2 separate regions of the Homo sapiens genome follow, and region 2 is linked to region 1. Evidence: read pairs that join two places in POLR2A ChIA-PET (ENCODE). Cell type or tissue: GM12878. All regions are shown on one strand. Links, peaks and the distances in the headings refer to the core of each region. The heading gives the core; the rest is flanking DNA. Region 1 has its middle 61 kb from the start of MIR3681HG. Region 2 overlaps LOC105373430 (a long non-coding RNA gene).

Region 1 (2,920 bases), core at 285-2,784:
CTGAGGCAATGAGTATTACCAGGGAAGAAAGTTTTAATCGGGTGTTTCAGCCAAGGAGATGGGAAATCGGTCTCAAATGTGTCTCCCCAACAACTAAAATTAGGGGTTTATATAGTGGAGAAAGAAATGTAACCGTGTGTGAGAGGTAAGGAAGAGGAGCTGGTCAACAGGCAGTGGGTGGTTGATTAGGCAGTTATGACAGGTGAGGGGTCTGGCATCTCATTGTCCAGATACTGTGATCTAGTGAGTTTCAGTTCCTTGATACTATTTGGCAGGACTGATGGTTGATTTCCTGAAAAAGGAACTCCGATAAAACAAAAGTAAACTTCTGAAGTTTTAAGACTGGAAGGTTCAATTTCTGTGTTTATTCAAAAGAAACCATACATCAATTCTATGGGACAATTGGGCCAGTTTCACCTCCTTTTTATTTCTTCACCTCGACTGACATGGAGTCTGAAGCTAAGCAGGGGATCAGTATGCACATGGACTGCTGAGAGGCTGCTCTTTCTCATGTTTAGTGTTGGTCACTGAATTCTGCCTCTGGTCCTTGGCTGTCTGGAGGAGCAACTGAACATGGACAAAAGGTAAAAAACTCATTAAAGAGGTGACAGATGTCACTCAGAGGAAATGAATACACCTTGAAGGGGGTATGTTTTAATCAGAGACAAAGAAGCTCTCCAGCAGTTCTAGAAAATGATAGCCAAGATTTGTTGATTATCATATGCCAGGCACTGTGCTAAACACCTCACATACATTATCTTTTTTTAATGTCAAAACAAACTTGTGAGGTGTTACTATTATTTTCATTTTACAAATGTGACACCAAGATTTAGGTAGATTGAGTTACTTGTTGAGAGTTGAACCCAGCTGTCTGATGACAAAGTCTATTATTATTTTCAGAAGTCTCTAAAATATCAGTCCTTCAAAACTCCATCTGGTCAATGGATCAATTGGGTTAGTGGTTTTTAAACTTTTGACCTTAGTCCACAGTAACAAATACATTTTCTTTCATGACCATGACTCATGACTCAGGACACACACACACTCTTATAACCTCTTTTTTTTTTTTTTTAAGAGAAGGTCTTGGTCTGTCACCCAGGCTGGAGTGCAATGGCATGATCTCAGCTCACTTCAACCTCTGCTTCCCAGGCTCAAGCAATCCTCCCACCTGAGCCTCCTGAGTAGCTGGGACTACAAGTATATGCCACTATGCCCAGCTCATTTTTGTACTTTTTGTAGAGATGGGGTTTCATCATGTTGCCCAGGCTGGTCTTGAACTACTGGGCTCAAGTGATCCACCTGCGTTGGCCTCCTCAAATGCTGGGATTACAGGTTTGAGCCATCGTACCCAGCCTGTACACTCATATTTACATGCCCGCATATGAAAAGTAAAACTGAAACAAAAGTTTCACAACTCAATAGTTGCACTTCCTATACGTTTTCTATTAAATTTTCATTTTATTGCAAAGAAAAGGCTTATTATAACCACCAAATTTGTACGTGGTAATTTGCACTTTGAAAGTCTTAGAATATTTTTAATCCTTTTTCAAATTATTGGATCCTTATGTTTCTGTATTTCTTGGAAATCCTTTTAGGCTTATCCCACCCACTAGTCATTCCAGGAAATACCTTCTCATCATATATATAGACATTTAGTATGACATGGTCATAAGATCTTAGAGTATTGTTTTGTAGAAATTGCTAAAAAGGTATTTTGTAAAGTGGATTTTTTTGTGTGTTTTGTAACAGGAGAATTTGCTTTTATTTATCTTATTACCAAAAGAAATTGTATTATACTGATCATTTCCATATGTATTTTTAAAGTTGCTTGGCTGGGTTGAATCTTTATTCTTTAAGTTACAAGGACATTGTATTCAAATAAAAGGAACAATCATAATATTATTAATTAGAGCAGTAAGGCTTTGGTTTCCATGCAAATAAGCATAATTGAAATAGAACTGAGTTTTTTTTAAAGTGGATTTTGAAACTGGTGGAAAAACTTGGAAAACAAATATCTCAAAGCTAAAGCAAATGCAATCTGTATATGTAAATGAGATTGATTAATTTTAGCAGGCAAATGAGAAAATCAATGATTTTCAAAATCGAGTAATTTGGTAACCATTAGTTTCATTAGTCTTTCTGTTTCAAACTTAATTATTTAAATATAGAACTAGATTGAAGTATAATTTATGGAGAAATCATCCTTAAATTAATTACATGCAAGCTTTCCCCTATAAATGGAAGAATTGAAGGTGAAATTATAAATGCTTATTGCAGAGCATGGAATCCTTTGGTCGTGGCTTGTTCGGGTTTGACTTGGGAGATGATGTGGAAATGGGAGTACACTAACTTTGACTCAAAGCAAGATCTGAATCTCAGCTTTGACTCTAACTGTGAGCTTTTAGGCAACTTTCTTAACTTCTAAAGGGCTTCACATTTCTTAACTATTATATTAGAGAATTATATCTATGTTGCAGAGCAATTGTACAGACTAAATAAGGAAATGTATGTGAAAATCTTAGCCTAGCGTCAGGCACACAGATAAGGCTTTTATTAGGAATGGTGTCCCCAAACCCCTCACCTTCCTGGGTGGATGGAGGAAGGCTTGGGTTCAGGAAATTCTGTGTTTCTGGGACTGCTTAGGGGAGAGTGCATGGTCTGCTGGCATTTCCCCATTAGTTAGCAGTATTCTTATCTATGACATTCTGTGGATCTCTCACAGCATCACTTCCATCAGGAAACCAAGATGGGCTTTAGCAGGTAGGTCCTTCGAATTGTTGAAAAGGCCAGAACAGCAGATGAGGTAGGGAGAAACTCATACATTTGGTTTTGTTTTTATTTCCCCATTGCAATGATTGGTTTTCCTAATATTTTTCATTTCCTCATCTCGCCAAATTGTCTCATTATGACAATCATGATA
Region 2 (2,920 bases), core at 184-2,683, 93 kb before region 1:
TACAGATGAGGAAACTGAGGCTCAAGGGGGTAAATTAACTTACCTGCTGTCACCCGTGGCTAGTAAATGGCTAGGCTTGGATTGTACCCCATTGATGTTGGGTGAATGGATGACATCAAAGCCTGTTCTCCACCACATTCCTCCAGGCAGAAAGTTTCAGGGTGGCCTGGAGGAAGCCTGCACCTTGTCAGGGGTTGTGGCGTCTGGATTTTCACCATCCGCAATCTTTAGGATTTAATTGCCCTCAGCCCCCAACTCCAAGTGATGAGTTTACTCTGAGCAGGGCTCTTCCTGGACAGTTGAGCCCCTGGGGAAATCACATGACATTTCTATGAGACCATTAGTGAGGCTTTGACATGATTACAAATCCACACCGTGAGACTACAGTTCATCATACAGACTCTACCTGAGATAGAGGTGCCTTAAGGAGCATGGAAACCACTGTGACTTGGGCAAGAGCTGGGGCATCTAACCGGGCGGTGGGAGGGTTCCGGAAAGAGTGATAGAGGCTGACAAAGAGAACCTTCACTCCACTGGCTCATGAGGGAATATGATCGTCATCTTGCAGATGAAGAAATGGGCCCAGAGATGGTGGGTGAGTGGTTTAGTTACATTGAAGTCATTTTTTCAGGTAGTCACCGACTCCAGCTTCTCTGTGCCAAAAACTTACATGCTCATACACGGGAAGCCAGAGATCAAATTCCATCTCTGCCCCCAAGAAACCCATAGCCTAGTGGCAGAGAGACAAATCATAAGAAGGCATGATACAACAGATCAGGAACTGTATTTTTGGCCGAGTACCCTAATGTTCACAGATATGAGAAGAATGGTGGAGAAAACACCCTTCCTTTTTCCAGAATAACTACAATGAATTGGCAGTCTGTAGATTTTAAAGAATGTTCACATGTCAGCCATGCGCATTGAATTCAAGTTTAGTGGGTGCGGTGGCTCACGCCTGTAATCCCAGCACTTTGGGAGGCCGAGGAGGGCGGATCACTTGATGTTAGGAGTTTGAAACCAGCCTGGCCAACATGATGAAACCCTGTCTATACTAAAAATACAAAAAAATTAGCTGGGCATGGTGGGAGGCTGAGGCAGGAGAATTGCTTGAACCCTGGAGGTGGAAGTTTCAGTGAGCTGAGATCACATCACTGCACTCCAGCCTGGGCAACAGGGTGAGACTCCATTTCAAAAACAAACAAACAAAAAATGAATTCAAGCTTAGTGGATAGATGAATACTGCTCTGTGAAGGTACATTTTGTGGATGTGTCTGAGATTGCATAAGCTGTGAGTGGCGGAGCTGGACTTGAACCCAGGTATCTCTCCTGGTTTCCAACATCAAGTTAGGTGAGCGGCGGCAGAGCTGGAATAGTGAAAGTCCTTATTTCCTCAGAATAACAAAGGATAGATGGACGGACATAAAGTAGGGAAGGCTGGAGTGATATCATCCCAAAATGAATCTCCTGAGAGGTTTGTGAGCTGCAGATCAGAACTGAAAGTGGCAGAGAGGCTGAAAAACATCTTCTCAACTGGAACAGTATGTGGCTTTCAAGTTGTATTTAGGGGGAGAGGAAGGAGAACCGCTATTTCAGGGAAGGGAACTGCAGAGACCCAGGCAGGGCCAACTCACAGCAGAGTGTTAGGCAGGCCAGGGAGGGGGAAGGGGAAGAAGGAAGGAACAATGATAGAACCCTGATTGTGTGCCGAATACTTTCCACACGCGATTTCATGTCATTGTCACATAAAACTATGACAAGGGATTCTGCTGTTACTTTTGGGTGAAGGGAAGTGGCTTGCTCCTGCCTGTGTTGTTGAGAAGCAGCAGAGGTAGGTTTGGAACTCTCATCTGCCGGACTCCAAATCCTGTTCTCTTCCCCCTTCCCCACACCATCTTCCCACCCTATTCTTCATGCTTCTGACTGTGGCAGCCTTTTGGCTGTCCCCGGCGGTAACGTTTCCATGCAATGACACAGAGCCAGTAATACATGTCAGCTTTAGTCAGCTCTGAAGAAGAAGGGGTCAGTTTTAGAGAGGTGGGAAAAATAACGGGAACAATCCTGGTTGGGGGCCAAGTCTACACCAAAGCCTAAAACTGTGGCAGGCAGGTGCCTTGGGTTGTGGGGGCCTGGAGTGCTGCCCACACAAGTGGACCATGGGTCATGAGGCCAGAATGGCAATTGGGGTCAAATATGATGGCCTGGAACCCCCATAGGTGATAAGGTTTATTGGAGGATTTTAGTGAAAAGAGCATAAAGAAACAATGATGAAAACACTTGCGCTGTTTGTGAGGTGGCAAGGGGGACACTCACAGACATGGAGGTCTTTATCTCACCATCTTACCTAGATGCTGAGAGGAAAATGCTTTCCAGGGACAGGGTTGGCGCTGCGTTTCTGGGCATCTCAAGTAGCTGCAATCAGGACAGAAGCCCTTCTTGGTCGCCTGCCCTGAATGGCCTGAATGTTCAGGGCTGAAGCCTTTGGAAGACTACCTGTGCATTCGCCTTGATGATGCAGGGTGAGGGCTTAGACCCACTGCTTCCAGAATGCCTGTGCATTCACCCCGATGATGCAGGGTGAGGGCTTAGACCCACTGCTCCAACCCTGTCCCTGGAAAGCATTTTCCTCTCAGCATCTAGGTAGGATGGTGAGATAAAGACTACCTGTGCATTCGCCCCAAATGATACAGGGTGAGTGCTTAGACCCAGTGCTCCCAGAATGCCTGTGCATTCACCCCGATGATGCAGGGTGAGGGCTTAGACCCACTGCTCCAACCCTGTCCCTGGAAAGCATTTTCCTCTCAGCATCTAGGTAGGATGGTGAGATAAAGACTACCTGTGCATTCGCCCCAAATGATACAGGGTGAGTGCTTAGACCCAGTGCTCCCAGAATGCCTGTGCATTTGCCCCGATGATGCAGGGT

What was found. Peaks named below come from ENCODE experiments on the same cell type or tissue, not always from the same donor. Only the 100,000 strongest peaks of a DNase experiment are listed, where the experiment ranks them.
Region 2: POLR2A ChIA-PET joins it to region 1 with 6 read pairs; 3 of 35 experiments call an interaction of 5 or more read pairs at or near these places.

Annotation. Positions count from the first base shown.
Region 1 is chr2:11,944,292-11,947,211 of GRCh38, forward strand. No RefSeq gene overlaps it. Among named protein-coding and RNA genes, the nearest start is that of MIR3681HG, 61 kb to the right of the region's middle. In GM12878, for the core only: no CTCF peak of the experiment used is centred there; a DNase peak (open chromatin) is centred at 1,360; H3K27ac peaks cover 1,105 bases.
Region 2 is chr2:11,851,385-11,854,304 of GRCh38, forward strand. The region is part of intron 4 of LOC105373430 (a long non-coding RNA gene); the gene reads left to right. Among named protein-coding and RNA genes, the nearest start is that of MIR4262, 16 kb to the left of the region's middle. In GM12878, for the core only: no CTCF peak of the experiment used is centred there; no DNase peak of the experiment used is centred there.